Regions from separate parts of the Mus musculus genome. Here region 1 is linked to region 2. The links are chromatin loops, found by intact Hi-C in ENCODE. Cell type or tissue: left cerebral cortex. All regions are shown on one strand.

Region 1 (8,000 bases), 110 kb after region 2:
TGTGGAAACTTGGTTCACCTTTGGGGGACTGAATGAAGAGTTTTCAGGTGGTAGAAACGTCAGGTAACACTTTGGTATTGCTTGCGGCTGACTTGGGGACATTAGTTTTCTATGCATTATTATCGACAGAGAAACATCTACAGCCTTTGCCTGTGTTAATACCTAAATAAAAGGCAAGGTTTTAAAGCTTTGCAAAAAATTTTTTTATACATTTCTCCCAAAGGTGAATTCTCATACCTTCTGACATCTCATTAATCGATTGACCAGAATCTGTTATTTTTACATTCCGTTGCTACAATTCTAATTAACCTTTGCTAGTTAAATACTTACCCCCCAAAATTGTAGCCCTTTTCCTCTAATGCAAAAATTTCAGGAAAACCTTTTTCTTGTTGTTAGCCCTTAATTAGGCATTAAGTGGGCAGGGATGGGTGTTTCATGGCATCTACTGCTCCTCGTAAAGGGTTTTTGAAATGTTAGGATAAAATCTTAAGGTACAAAACACATAGGAAGTGTGTGCTGCACCAAAGCTTCGGAGATAGATCAGGCTCTCCTTAGACATACAGTTCTCACGCTTTTAAAATTCTAGGCCGACATGTCTCAGAAAATAAATACATTCATGGTAAGCAATATGAAATGTTTCTCCAAAGAACAGCAACAAAACACACCCCAGGAGAATCGCTGGAGGCTGAGAAAGAGAAGGACCCACTTTAAAGATAAACCTTAAACTGATACTGCTGTGGATTTTGGAACGTTCAGCCTCACTCATTATTTCTAGATGCAGGAAGACCCCGTTATTCAGCACGCTTATCCCAGGCCCTGCCTATGTGATTTGGGGTTCCTCTAGACTTTTAGGTTACTGTGTCCTGTTGTTTGAAGAATTTTCTCTAATAACTTAGCTGTCAGATTAGTGAATCTGAGTGGGTCTTTTAGGGAAAAAAAAGTGGTAAATGTTCTCTTCCTTCCGTATAAGTACAGGCCGTGTCCTGTTCAAGGGCTAAGGACGTTCTTTTAAAGCTTATTTTAAAATGACAGTTTGAAGAACCCAAGGCCAGAAAAACTCAGCCACACGACCCTGAAAGGGCAGGAAACCACTTTTTTTTTTTTTTGCAGATCTGGGGAAATGGAAAGTTTGGGTCTGAGGTCTTGTAGAAACAGATTGGCATTTTAAAAAAATGTAGTGAATGTGCTGGTGTGGCCCGGTCGCAGTTTCATAGCATATTCTCCAGTTTTCACGAGAGACGCGGCTCACCGCCCCCTCTACCCCCCCCCCCCCCCCAGCAATCCCATTCTGTGTAACACCTCACACTGCTCCTAACGGCGAGAAGTTTCTGGTTACAGGGCTGCAGTGGCCGTCTAACATTACCAGTCTTCCGCAGCCTCCAAACGGGACTTGAACAAGGCTTTTTGTTTTAATCTCCTTTCTCCCCGCTGGTTGCAACTTTGGGAGGGGACGCCAAGGTTCGCCACGCAAACAGGGTTAGTGCCTCTTTAAGGAATATTTAAATTGCATTTCCTACTGTCAGTTAAGTCTCATCAATCATGTTTTTAATTAAAAAGAAGGACATCTACATCCCACTTCCCACTCAAAGTGCATAATGAAATTGTAGATTGGGGCTGGGCTAGAGAATCTCAGCTCCGCTTTGTGCATCCAGTGGGGGAAGCAGGGAGGTCAGAAACAGTGGCGCATACGCAAGTGGCAAACAAATAACACTCCTGATAGGGCCGGGTGACATGTGTCAACCCTTGTCATCGAGAAACAAGAAAGGCAATGTGCCCAGACAAAGGGTAGGGTGGAATCTCTACACAGTGGCAGAACCTGACCCACGCGCGAGGGCTTTGTGTAGCAGACGCGGTCTCTCATTGTTCTGTGACTGCCTCCCCAGTACCCCTGACAACAGCCATCGCCGCTGGCATTCCACCCTGACATCTGTTCAGCTTTATTGATGCGGCCCTGGAGGAATTCCCAGTGTAAACAGGGAAATTCTCTAAGGGAGCCCCGTGTTGTAAAAGGATGAGCTGCACAACGCAGAGATTTAACCACTATTTAAAGGTGTGACACATGATTGAAAGTGACTTGATTTTTCCCCCCTTTCCAATCCCACCTCCCTCTCCACCCTTAACTGTATTTGGCACAAACTAGCTTCAGCGACACCCCACCTCCCTCTGCTCCTTGCTTTGTTTTCCTGATGTATAACTGTTAGGAGAAATGAAGGATGGGGGTTGGGGGTTGCTGAGTACCACCATCCAAAACAGCCATTAAAAAAAAATTCTGGGTTACAGTCAATTGCATCTAGTTTGTTGCGCTGGGATCCTGCCTGCTGCCCACCCACACTCCTGGCAAGAAACAGCTTGAAAGTCACTTGGTCCTGTGGCAGAGGCCAGTGGGGTGGGCTTTGTCCTCCCACTAAGCAGCAAGTGTGGCAGTTTACAGCCCCAGAGTGAAACCTGGTCGGACAAATTCTGGCCATGCTCTGCTTCAGGGACTTAACTATGGAATTTTGGCAATGGAACCATAGGATGGATATATATATATATATATATATATATATATATATATATATATATATATCTCCAGACCTGATGGGACGTGCAAAGCATCCGTCATTGCTCTAGCAAATGCATGTTTGCTCCAAGGCCAGTTCTAAAATGTTGCAGCTTAGATCAACTTCTTGGCAGACATTCAAGTATAGGGAGTGTCGCACAAGCTCTGGCCACTAACATTTTGTTGCTTCAGTTAAATGTGCAGCACTGGCTGGGCCCTGTGCACTGTGACTGCATGGAGTGAGCATTGAACTTGACTTGGACTGTGGGGGTGGAACGTATTTTGCCAGGCTGTGGGTCGTAGTTCCAGACCCTGCTGATAGATGGCAAAATTGAAAAGCTACAGTGATTTCCTCTTGGGCTGAATCAGAATAAATGAGGTTCTGGGTTACCATAATCAAGGCAAAAGAAAATGGCAACATTATCAGAGTATGAAGTCCAAAGCCACAAAAGAAAAGTCTCTCTAGGGGAGTGTTTTCAAAGAACAGAAATCTAAAAGAAGGTGGGTGTGTGTGTGTGTGTGTGTGTGTGTGTGTGTGTGTAAGGGGTTATCTGTGTCTAAGTGGATAGTGTATGGGTGTATCTGTGTATATGATGGAGATTATGTGTGTCTAAGTGTGGTGTGTATATAAACTTTAATTCGTAGGCTGGTTTTCACCTAGTGTGTTAATATTGGCATTCAGCTATCTGGTCTTTCCCCTACATTCTACAAGGCAGCAGGACTTCAAGTGGAAGTCTTCAGAAGATCGGACTCACATCTCCACAGTTTAAATGTTTCACTTAAAGCAATGGAAACACTGTATAGATTTTTGTTTCTAAAAGTAACTTATGTGTAGCATACTCATTTCACACAGTTTAGAAAATATGAACAAAAAGTACAAAATGAGAAGGAAATGGCCCCAGTAAACCACCGCCCAATCAGAGTGGTAACCCTTCAGAGTTACCACTCTTCCTGTCTTCCCTTTCTCTTTCAAAAACAAAAACAAAAAAAAAATAGTGTGGTGATTTTACATTCTCGCCCTTTAATCTGTTTACTTCTTAGCACATCTGCCTTTTGGTGTCATCGGATACCCTCTTATGACATCACTGAGTAACTGTCATCTTTGGGACAAATATAGTTTCTACTATTTTGTCCTTTGTAGGCAGTACTACAAAGAACATCGCATGGCAGGGAGAGCTTTCCGCATAGGAAAAGCTCCTTTAAGACAAATCCTGGACACAGGGTTCTGGGGCTGGTGGCTGTGCATGCTCTCAGAGATCCTCGGTCATATTGCTTTAGAGCCAGAGAGATTGTCCCAACTTCGACTCCCTCTGTAGTAGATAGGAGGGTTCTGGAATAGAAGCCCAGTGGGCGCATTCAGGGATTCCCTTATAGCGCAGCAGACTGCACAGGGAAGCCAGAGTCCCTTCTCTATAGATACACGGCGCGCTTCTAATTAATATGTCCCTTCCCGGTCCCTTCCCATCTGTATTTTTCTGCCACAGTGATGGAAAGCAGCGAGTACTAGCATCTCCGTGCTGATAAAAGACACAATTCTAACGACATCCTACGTTCCTCCCTGTCAATTTAAAATGAAAAATAAGTTAACGTTGACATTTTCGCCAGTCACAGCTTTTAGCCCAAACTGAAAATAGGATCCAGATCTAGTTCCAAATGGGATGTGGTGGTCCTCCAACATGCAAACCAGGACCTGTTGGAAGGCAGAGGATGAAATAGCTCTCAGGTTTTTGTTATTGTTGTTGTTTAATGAGGGGGGGCCACCCTTGCATCCATGCATGTTGATAACTGTCCCTTTAAGCAGACTGCCTTTCCTGAGTCAGAATCTATCTTTTGGGGATTCAAAATAATTTTGCAACAGTGGATACAGGCCTTCTTTATGTGTTATTGGTCTGGGAACAGCAACAGATTAAAAAAAATATTACCGGGTCAAATAACAGCTGTTATTATTAAGTTCAGCTTTTATTATCAATTTGCCAGTAGATTCCGGCAGTTAAAAAAAAAAAAAACCGCATCTGAGCTCTCACTAATCAGTACCCTCATTCTGATAATATTCTAACGACTGTCAATTTACTTCAGTGCTGCCATTTGCAGAATTTTCCAATTAGCAGCAAACCTGTTCCACCTTCTCCTGTAATTACGGGGGACTCAGTTCAGATCAGCTGCGGCCAGACAGCGCGTGCACGATGTGATGTAGTTGCCAGAATCACTGCGATGTTGTTTTTAACCTTCGCATGCGCTGGCACAGCTTTAACATCTCTGTTTATAGGCAGGAGGCTCCCGCGGTAGTGGCATGTGTCAAAATAGCAAAATTATTTTTAATAAACACACGAGGAGGATGCAAACACAAATATGGGCATATTTTGGTTTTTGGATCCGTTTAATGTCTGCTCCAGATTTCGTGGTGTTCTCTAGCTTGGCTACCTCCCCCATCATCCCCCACCCTACCCCACCCTTCTGAAAAACGCAGTCTTGGAAAGGGACAACGGAGAGTGACTGAATTGCATTTGGTTCTACCTGTTTCCTTTGCTGGTGAAGCAAAAGTTTTTACAGGATCATAAAATTAGAGACAGAGAGCCTTTAATGGTCATGTATGGTAACCCTGTCTTTTTTCTCTCTCTCTCTTGTTTTTTTTTTTTTTTTCTTTTTTAAATAAATGGGGAAACCTAGGTCCAGAATGGAGAAGAAACTTACCTAATGACCCAGAGCTAGCTAGAGGCAGAGCTGAGACTAGAACCCACCATCTACCTCCAATCTGGGATCTGTTTCACTATAGCAAGCCTGTCCCCGTTTCTCTTAGTGGCTTCTAAATATGGCAGAAGGCAGTCGGGGCAGCTGCACTCTGCCTTTCACAGAACTTCCCAGCCAGATCAAAGCCAATCAAACACTCTGAAAGCCGCCTCAGCAGCTGACACGGCAGTAATAACAGCAGCGCAATAACTATTATTGCTACATGAAAAAAATATATTTAATAATAAGCTCATTGATTTTCAACAGCATCTCTGTGTTGCCTAATTGATGGGAAGTTGTATGTTTGCGTAGCCGATGGGGGTTATGAATTAAATATGGCCGTCTTTCCTTGAGGGATACACGCCATTCCAAGAAAGACAGGAGATCTACATTTCCCCCAAGCAAAATGGTCCCCTTGTAACAGGCGCATGGAAAGGCTGAAATGCAAACAAAAATAAAAGCCATCCATCACTGTTTATTAAGTGCTGCTACTTGAAGGTAAAAGGGATATTGAACTGTTTTTAAATTGGAAAGAATGTAGCGGACAAAATATTGATGGTCATATTACGTGGGTGACAAATTTTATTCTTTTGTTCACATTCATCAAAGGAGCTGTTTGGAGTGAATTATCCTTTCTCTGTCCATAAACCAATTTTTCTTCCCTCTTTATTTTTCTAAGTGCACATGTTTATTAAGGAACATAGGGCCAGAGGAGATGGTCCTTTCTGGTTCAGGTTGTCCGTCCAAACCTTGCTATGTGAGTCAAAGCTTCTCTCCACGAGGCTACAAGTTGATCTCCGAGGTGCTGATGTGAAGTTTACTGTGGGCTTAAAAGTCGAGGCTGAGAGTCTGTTCCCACAATTTAAAGGGAAAGGGGTGGGTCAGGTTTGATTTCATTTTTAGCTGTGGTTTTCAAGTGGAAGTTCTGAAGCATTTATTTATTTTTCCAAATTTATGGTATGCCCCTCCACTCTGCTGGCCAGTGCTCAACGAAAACATCCAAGCTTCTATGGCAAAGCGGGCCTGAGTCGAGGAAACGAAAATTGAAAATGTCGGCTCACAATGGGGAGAATTTCAATAAAAATTTAGTTTGAAGTTTCGTTTGCTTTCAACTCTATTCAACTTTAAGTCCTTTTTTTTTTTGTTTTTATGAGGTCGTATTAATTTAGACTTGCTTCTTCAAAACCTTACTGGGCACACAATGTGCCCCCCCCTGTTTCCCCCCACCCCACCCCACCCCCACCCCACCCCCCGCTTTCCTTTCCCCTGTTTTTGACAGTCTCATATAGCCATGGCTGGCTTCAAACGTTGTATGTCTCTGATACAAACCTTGAACTTCTAATCCTTCTCCCTTTATCTGGGATTACTAGCCTGTAACACCATGCCCAGTTTATGTGTTGCTGGCCAGCAAGTTCAGGGCCTCATGCATGTTGGGTAAGAATGCCCCTCTCTCTGATGACTGTGTCTCTGCCCCTTTCCAGCTCCAGCTCTGCTGCCCTCTCCCTCTTGTTGTTTTGAGACAGAGTCTCATGTGACCCAAGGTGGCCTCCAGTTTGCTTTGCATCTGAGCTTGTTGTCGATTTCCTAATTCTCCCATCTGATCCTCTCTGGTACTGGGATTACAGACATGCATGACCATGCCAGGCAGTCCAGTCTATTCAGCTGTGGAGTGAGACTGGAGGATGCAAGCCCCTGTGTTGCTAGATATGCCTAGTTGTATGTTCAGATATAGCGGGCGATGGTGGAGGAGGGCGGGTGGCTGGTGGGGTGGGGGTCAGGGGTGGCGGCATATGCCACTTCTTCACTTTTGAGTTCTGCGATCCAGAGTCTTCCATCTTCAGAGGTGCAGTTAACTAAAATGGTTCTTTCAGTTCTTTGCACTGATAATTGTTGTTCAAAGTCAAGTTCATTGAGCAGCAGATGAGGTTTGTTTGGGCATAGCTCAGGCATAGAATGCTTGCCTGGTGTCACCTAGAACAGCACCAAAATAACAACAAAAGGAGGTTTTCTTGCAAGCAAATTATAGTCATTCATATATATATATATATATATATGTATATATATATATATATATATATATGTGTGTGTGTGTGTGTGTGTGTATACACATATATACATATATACATACATACATATATCTATATATAATATACACACATATATATACATATATACATACACACATACACACACACACACATGCTGTATAGGAAGCAGCTGGAAAGCCGTAGTTTTTTTGGTGAGTCATGTAGCTACTCCTTTCTCAACTAAATATCCAATGTTAAAGGATGCTGGCCAGAGATAATAAGAAGGATTTTAATGAGTCGTTGATACTTGGTGGCATGTACATATTTCTGGTTTGAGAGGCACTTTCCCATATACTGGCGTACTTGTTTCTCATAGGCAGATGTTAGCAGGATCTCCTGGAGGCACTGACATCACTTCCGAAAGACCACAGAGCCACGAAGCATTGAACTCCAATTTGTGTCTCCCAGAATTATGTATCATACACGACTTAAGCTAGGAGAAGTCATTGACAGACCACATTCCAAGCAGGCAGTGCAGTCCATAATTGCAGAAGGGACTGGAAGAAATGATCTAAATAAAGCCAAAAGGCCACACATCCATGCCTCAGCCGACAAAGCGATTTAGAGTAATTCCATTTTTTATTTTTCCTGTGTATTTTTCAGAGGACATCAATGTAGCAAGAATTTATCCCACACTATTCTGT
Region 2 (8,000 bases):
GTGCGGGGTGTGCGTTGAAGGAGATCGCTAGTGCCAGCTGGATTGAAATTCGAACTGGTGTGATATTTGTAGCTGCCTCCCTAAACACACACACACACACACACACACACACACACACACACACACACACACCTACCTGGAGAGTGACTTGGGAAGGTTAGTGTTTCATGGAGAAAAAAAGTTGGACCAAGAAGCCATGAGTGAGCGTTTTTTGGGGCGAGGGTCAGGGGAGGGAGAGAAAAGGGCCTAGTGTGTGCTTTCTGTCACCCCCTACGGGTTCAGAGCCAGGGCTCCCCTGTGGGCAGTCTCTCCCGCACTGAGCATTGAGTGCCCGACAAGTGCGCGCACCAAGTGTGTACGTGAGTATACGTGTGAAATGTGGCGGCGCTGGCCGCTGCGGAGTGTGCGCTCCGCAAAAATATGAATAATCAACACATCGCTCACACCTCCGCCGGGAGCGGGAAGGGAGCTGGGAGGTCCCGCGGGCTTTCCCCTGCCGGCTGGCAGGGGGCGGGGGACCACCAGGAAAAAAAAGGGGGGGGGCATTTCAGAGAGGCTTTCTGCTTATCTCAAGTGAGCTGAAAAGCTAGGAGGGGGTAAGGTTAGGCGAGTCACATTTAATTTTCCCCCTTTAAAGGTCATCCCTTGCCTATCCTGTTTGGAAATGGAAGACCAGTGAGGGGATTGTTTTTCTGCTTTGCAGCGGAGCTGTGACTTGGCACCTCAGCCCCTGCCCAAGCTCTCTTTGCAACTCCGCGGTGTGGAAGTTCATCAGCCACTGAACCGGTGTCAACCTGAATGGAGGAATGCGCAGCCAGTGCCTGGCACCCCAAAACTTCTTGGTGTGCATCTGTCCCTTCCTGATCGTGGCTTCCTGAGTACAATTTGGGACAGTATACCGGGCCTTTCTGCATAGGTTTCTGGAAGTGGCCGAAACCAGGCCAGTTTATTCAAGCGTGGCCCCAAGGAAAGGCCTTGTCTAGTCTAGACACCCAGCAGCGGAAACGCTGAATTCCAGTGTTAAGAGTAGAAGCTGCCAGTCACCTGTGTCCTGTCGCATACCCTAGCCATTCCTGCGCTGCCAGCGGGCCCAGTGCAGATGACACCAGGGCTCCGAAGGCCACTGTTACAGCTGTTGCCACCGCTGGCATTGTTGCTCCTCCTTACCTTACTCCTTACTGTCGTAAGGTAAGGACTTTTTGCGATCGATCGCTCGGAATGAGCGAGTGGGAAAAAAAATAAAGCGTATTTCTTTGCGCTTGCTACCAAGGAGGTATGAGAGAAGCCGAGGATGGGTGAGGAAGGAGGAGTTGAGGAAGACTTTTCTGGAGCAAGTGTTAGGTTCCTTCGGTTCATTTTTAGTAAACACTTCCCAGTTGACTTGGGCACCATACCGGCGAGCCTCTAAAACTTTCTATCCTGTAATTTTAGTGTTTCTCTAGGTGGTCCCGCTTGACCCTGTTTCATCGTGTTAAAAACAAATCAAAATCGTACCCAAGTCTAATCGAACTGTCCTTGAAGGAAATTTCTTGGTGTGGACATGTGAGATATTTATCATGAAACCATAAATGAAGTAATTTCTTTGCTCTCCCCTCTCTGGGGAATTCACACTTATGTACTATACAAATCTAGTTTCTGGAAGGAGAAAAAAAATGCCCAGCTTGGAATTTGGTGTGGGAATCAGTGAAATCAGAGTTTTTATATAAAAATCATTTACAAATTGTGGATTAAATACCCAGTAGGTCTCTGAGATAGAGCAAAGCCATTTGTTACTAGTTGGGCAAATAAAAGCCCGGTTTAAATAAAAACAAAAACTGGTAAATGAAAAATGCTTGTCCAAAGATAGCTTATGGAGACCAAACCTTTTAAATTTACAGGGCTCATACTAGCTGTCCCGGTATTCAGGAAGGGTCCAGGTCTGTGCTTTGGGATGCATAGAGGCAGACACACGAGAGAGAGAGAGAGAGAGAGAGAGAGAGAGAGAGAGAGAGAGAGAGTTAGTTGTGGGGTGAGGGATGTGTTATGACGCCTGGAGGGCATACCTCAAACCTCCGACTTTGAGAAGGGCCCCAGCGCACAGGATGTCAGGGCTGGTAAATTCTGGGCCAACCGGGCCTTAAAACCAATTTCGGCCTGAACATATTGTCTTAAGCTGCAGTACAACACGAACAAGGGGGAGGGGGAATTCAAACCTGGACTCTGGTATTTTAGAAGGGTGAACAAAAGCGGTGACAACGTATAAAATGAGATCCCAAACCACTTCCCCAGTTTGTGTAACTAGATGGTCGTGAAAAATAGTAATACTGTGAGTTCTGATTTTTTCTCGAGGATGGAACGCGAGACTCCCCAGTCCTTGGTGGAGGAAGCTTGAGGCTGCGAGTGGGGTTGGGTATGGGGGGGAGGGGGCGGACACCCAGCCGGGTCCCGGTCCTGGTCCCGGACCCGGCGGCATTTGTGTTTCAGGTTCCTAATGGAGGGTTATTCTCACGTAGCTGGAGGCGAAGGAGATGGAAGCAACCCTCTGGGCGCCACGATTGCGCGCCGCAGCCACCAGCACCGCTTCTTTAGCACGGGTGGTCAATTCTTCCGCCACCCCTCCCTAAGACCTTGACAAACATAATCAAAGCCAAGGCGGTTGGCAGAACCGCTCTCGGCGCGCACAAGCGTTACAGCTTAGGGCACAAGGCCGACTGCTCCTCTATACTCGGTCTGGAACTTCATTTATGCGTAAAAGGGACTTCTGGACTTTGGGCTCACCACCCTAGGAACCCCAAGTGGTCGGTCCGCAGTCTGTCCCCAGTGTTCAGAGGAGCCGCAGGGGAGGTGGGGTGGTTCCTCAGTGCAGACCACTAAGAGCCAAGCGTCCCACTGAGTTCTAGAGGTAAGGCACCCACACACTATCTTCCAGCAGGGCACCGCCACCCCTGAACTTGTCACTGGGAAGGAGGGAGGTGAGACGCCACTGACAGTATGCTTTGGAGAAGGCAGCAGGGAGCAAGGAGAAAGGAACAATTCATTCGCTTCCTGAGGGGTATAATTTGGGCGGCAGCTGTTACTGGTGAGAAAAGAGGCGTCAGCGACCTTGGCTCTGCCCTTTAACCTGGAGCCTCTGGGGGCCGGCGGGCCGGGCTAGGCCGGAGCCCGTTGCTGCCCCGCAGTCCCTCAGGCTCTCCGCATCTTTCGCGAACATTTTCGAGGTGGAGCTGATCAAAGTCTCCTTGGGGAGGTTAAAACAAAACTAAACAAAAGCCAGCCGTTTCATCCACACGTCGGAGGGCTCATTGGCTGGTCCACACTCTTCACCGAGGAACCTGAGGCCTTGCCCAGCTGGGAACATGGCCGGGACAAGAAAGAAGGACAAGAGATTAGTTAAATTCAGCAGACTTAAAAAAAACAAAAACAAAACAAAACTAAAACTAAAACCAAACCAAAACAAAAACGAGCAGGCCCAGCTCGAAGACTCTGGGTGGTTAGTTTTTCCTGGGGTCGCAATTATCCGTAAAGTCTTGTGTAACTGAACTGCGCAGCTGAAAGAGCAGAGGTGGATCTTATCTCGACCATTTTCTCCCCCACCCTCCCTCTTTTGTTGGATAACTGCCGAATGCAACTAGGCCTCTTATTTTCTTACACTCAACTGTACCTCAAGCCACCCTGCCTCCCCTTTAAGCCTGAAATTAAAGACCTGGAGTTAGGGTACACCATCAACGCGACTCCAGCCCCCCTCCCCAGTCTGTGCAAAGAGAGCCCCAGCCAGCTTTCAAGTCAGTCACTGCTGTAGAGAGAGACCAAGTCTTCCGGAGCACCATCCCGCCTGCGCAGTCTGTAGTCACAGTTTGCCCCTGAGGTGAAGTGACGTGCTCAGGTCCCCTTCAATGGAGACTCAAGCAGTCTCTGAAAGCGCAAGCTTCCTTTTCGCTCGCCGGGCAAACGTGCACCCCAGGCGCTGTGTCCTCTAGCGGCGAACTCTCGCAGCTCGTCTGTGAGCGCTCACCTACAGCTAGGGGGTCCGGTCAGGAGTCAATTGACACTCAAACCTGAGCCCTGAGCCGGGAGGAAAGACTCCCGACTGTAATGATGCTGAGAGGCTCGGGTGCAGTCGCTCGAACCGCGGCGCAGCTGATTGTCTGCTCCACGGCAGATGGTCTTTGAGCACAGATTTGCATTCATTGTCTTCAAATCTGTTTTCGCGCTGGCGTTCTAGATTTCAACAGCAGATCTACGCGCAGATCAGAATACAAAAAGAGAAGCAAGAAAATAACACCCAGCCAGGAGGATTTTTTTTTAATAGGCACCTCCAGCCGTCTAGGGTTTCAGCTATTTTGTGGAGCCTCGGCTTCCCGACCACCAACCTTCGCGACCACAGCGCTCGGCGGACAAAGTTTCCAGGACTTCTTCACAGACGCCTCGTGTCTCTAACGCAGGGTTCCCCGGCCTTCAGGGATTGGGGAGGGAGATTTTAAAAGGGGGGAGGATTCGAAACTTCATCCCGCAGTTCTCAGCCAGCCAAGCTGTCAGCAACCTCTCCTATCTGCAAAGGTGCGTACTCCCGCCCTCCCGGGGCTGTTTTCCTTAACTCCTTCACCATTTCCCTTCACAGTATATTTATTTAAACTGCACTTGAGCCTCATTCGTCCACACTCCGCTCTCTCCTTCCTTCATCTCGCCTCTCCTTCTAACACTTGTGGCCTTCGCACGAAATGATTGCTTCCCTGGAACTCTCTGAGACTTGGTAGACCGGTTCAGAAAGACGGATGCCCTGAGGGTAGTGTTTGCGAAAAGCATAAATACAGGTGGTCACAGGTCCAAACCCCGGGAATGAATCTGTAGGGTCTCCCGCAGGCGACAAAAAACCTGCATCTAGAGGCAAATCCGCGCTGGCTTCCTGCTCCCGCGATCGGAAAGAACCATCATGATCCTAACTCTCAGAGTCCTGCTACTCTGTTTTGGTGCAGGATTTGGGGACCCCCTTTCCCACTCAGGCCAAACACTCGGGACTCTGGTCGGGACTCGGTGCTTGTGGCTTGCTGTAGCCTTTCACCTCCCGGACTTCGGGCAAAGCAAAGCTTGGCTAACGCCGCGGGAGGACGTCCGCCCAGCTTGCCCAGAGCCGGCCAATCCCGGGCGTCCATGCAAATGAGGCTCCTTATCGGGCCTCGGCTCCGCCTCCCGCGGCCTGGGTTGTAGTAACCATTCATGGGGCCCGCGCGCTGCAGCAGCCCGGCTCTGCGGCGCTCTCAGCCACCGCCTCCTCCCCGCTCCGGGTCTTCCCCTTCCTCTTACAACTGATCCTGTTGGGGATTTTTTTTTTTTTTCCTATATCGGAACGGTGGGGAGGAGCAGGGAGGGGGGAACAAGGAGGAAGGGGAGAGATCAGGCAGCTATCTATCTCCTCCTGTTTTTCCCAGAACAGGTGATGCTTCCAAATTGTGGCCACTTTCTGGAGAACGTTCTGCAGCTGGAAGGATGCGGGCGACCTAGAGTGGAAGCCCCGAGGCGGCAGATCTGAAGCCACCGAGGATAAAAAACGCAAACTTTGCATTGTGCGTGGAGGAACGGGCTGGCTATTTCTTTCCAAGAGGGCCCCCAAACTTCGGCCCTTGCCGCCTTTCTCGGATTGCTTTTGGAGAACACCATTTGCTGGCAGCATTGGAGAGTGAGGACGGTGTTGTTGTAAAGTCACTTTTAAGGCGACAGTAGAGGACCAGACTTTTTAAATGTTTGGGATTCAAGATACGCTAGGAAGAGGACCAGCTCTGAAAGACAAGTCGCTGGGTGCCGAGATGGATTCGGTCAGGTCCTGGGTCCGGAATGTCGGCGTGGTGGACGCCAATGTCGCGGCTCAGAGGTAATGAGACTGGAGCCGTTGTGCTCTGAAAGTCTCTGGTTGTGTCTGTCTCCCCGAATATCTCTTCCCTTTGCTCCCTCTCTTTCTCTCTGTCCTTGTCTCTCCTCCCTGGCTGTGCGCACTGGGGCTCTCCCTGGGCGGGCAGGTCGCTGCGACTAGGGGAACCCTTTTCCCGCAGTCGACACTGTAGTTTCTGAACTACCGAGGTCACGGGTGTTTCTCCCCACAGTCCGTTCTTTGAGGACAAAAAAAATTTATTAAAAGTAGCGTTCAAGCTCACATCGTGGCGTTTACTCTTGGACTCTAGCGGAGTGGCGCGTGAAGATCCGAGCTGGCAGCCGGCGCAGCGGCAGAGCCGGCTTTCCGGTCACTCCTAGGTTCCCCCACGCTTCCTGCGAGCGCCTCTCCTCCAGCATCATTCAGGATGGCTTGGAGACTCGGGGAGCCCAGCGGCCAGATGGTGGCGGCGGCGAGAGGATCCGGAGAGGCCTGAGGGGCTGCAAGGAAAGCAAGGCGGCCGGGAGCTCTAGGAAAGGGGACATGCAAGCGAGTCCTGGGTGAGGGAGAGTGGGACAGACAAACCGAAGAGGCCGAGGATGGACCGAAGCACAGGAGTAGTCGGGGAAGAGGAGAAAATGGAGCCGCAGAGAAGAGCACCCTCCAGTTTTGCGGGTTCCTCAAGTTGATTTTGTTTCCAAATCTTCGCGTTTACGGATGGTTAAAATTTGTCTAGGGTTCCATCCCACGAAGACATTCCAGTCCCGCTTCTCACTGTCGCTACTGAACTGAGATTCATGGCCCTCGTGTCCAGACTACAAGAGCCAGCTCCTTTACCCTCTCCAGACACCCACAAATTTCTTCCAGGACTCTCGACTCTTCCTCTGCGCTCTGCGTTCTGCGCCAACCTCCTTAAATCTCCGGACTTCACGTTGAGAAATGACCCCTTTTGCAGATAGGCCACATCTCCAGGTGTCCCGGGTAGAGCGAACTGGCTGCCACCCTTCAAGGAGTGGCAGCAAAGGCCGCAAGCCGGATGCCTGAAGTGGCAGCTGCGGTACCCGATTGCCACTCCTCCGAAGCCGAATGCTCAGTTGTCCCCGAAGCAGATGGTACTTCGCAGAGGCCTTGGCTCTCGAAAGCGGTCTAGGGGTTCGCTCCGGCGGTGACAAGCCGAGGGAACCAAGACAGTTCCGCAGATCCGCTCCTTAGCGGGGGCTTAATAACATTTCCCTCCAGTCTTCCCGTCCGAAATAAAATGTACTTTATTAAAGTTCGAAACAGCAGTCTGTGGTGGTCTAGCGAAAATTATACACTTTCAAAAAAGTGACTGAGACCATGCCCAGCACAAGAATCCAGAAGACCTCAGGGCCACCAGGCTGCCCTCACCATCTGTCAATTCGCCGGCTCCACAAGGTTTTCAGTCAAATGTGGCACTATCAGAGACAGGCATATAGGGAGGTCCTGTGGACGCATCCAAGGCTCTGGCAAGCTCTGGGTCCAGCTATACAGAGTCAGGGAATTTGAGAAAACACTCGAGCGCGGATCGCCCGAGTCTCTGGCCGGGGCGCTGCTGTCTCTTAACATTCTGGCTTCTTCTGGCTTTGACACGTGGAGCGGTTCTTGGGGGCGAAGGTCCTCAGCAGTGAGTCCTCAACCCTGGCCCGTTATCCCCAGCAATGACTGTAGGGGATTTTGCAGTGACACTGTCCTGGATGCAAATTTCGGTAGAGTAAGGCAAACCTTGAGGACAGAGGCTTGGACTCCACAGGCTTCCTATCCTGTAGTCTGTGATCCAAAAATTCACTAGCCAGGAGTTAAAAGGGGTCACTTGTTCAAATGCAAAAGAACCCTATCCCCTTACATCTGAGTCACAGCTTTGAGTTTTGCGGGCAGGCACCTGGGGTTTAGCAGCGCTTCTTAAGACTTCGCCGGCAGCCCTGGTCTTTCTATTCTACTAAAAGCCGTCTGGTGACAGGATTCTGGGTGGCTGTATAACGGGGTGGCGGAAGCAAGGTGCCTATTGCAACCCCTCTGAGAGAGTGTGGAAAAGACCCAGAAGGTTTCTGGTCTTGAGTCCCTTGGCCCTTCTGCAATGTGTTTGGGCATGTTAGTCACTGCCTAACACCCAGTCTTTCTGTCTTTCCCCCTTGTCCTG

The links. Peaks named below come from ENCODE experiments on the same cell type or tissue, not always from the same donor. Only the 100,000 strongest peaks of a DNase experiment are listed, where the experiment ranks them.
Region 1: a loop joins it to region 2, with 4 times the contacts of the local background. A loop is called at or near these places in 7 of 42 quality-filtered maps.

What each region holds. Positions count from the first base shown.
Region 1 is chr14:67,343,027-67,351,026 of GRCm38, forward strand. All of the region lies in intron 6 of Ebf2 (early B cell factor 2), which reads left to right. All of the region lies in intron 5 of 4930438E09Rik (RIKEN cDNA 4930438E09 gene), which reads right to left. Among named protein-coding and RNA genes, the nearest start is that of Gm6878, 32 kb to the left of the region's middle. In left cerebral cortex, no CTCF peak of the experiment used is centred here; no DNase peak of the experiment used is centred here.
Region 2 is chr14:67,229,421-67,237,420 of GRCm38, forward strand. It overlaps Ebf2 (early B cell factor 2), which reads left to right and starts at 5,224. Exons shown (of 16, transcript NM_001360202.1): 1 at 5,224-5,845. The coding sequence starts at 5,715. Gm20675 (a long non-coding RNA gene) reads right to left here and starts at 3,775. Exons shown (of 2, transcript XR_874748.1): 1 at 3,683-3,775; 2 at 2,996-3,327. In left cerebral cortex, a CTCF peak has its summit at 3,939; DNase peaks (open chromatin) are centred at 2,638, 3,161, 4,068, 4,726 and 3 more places.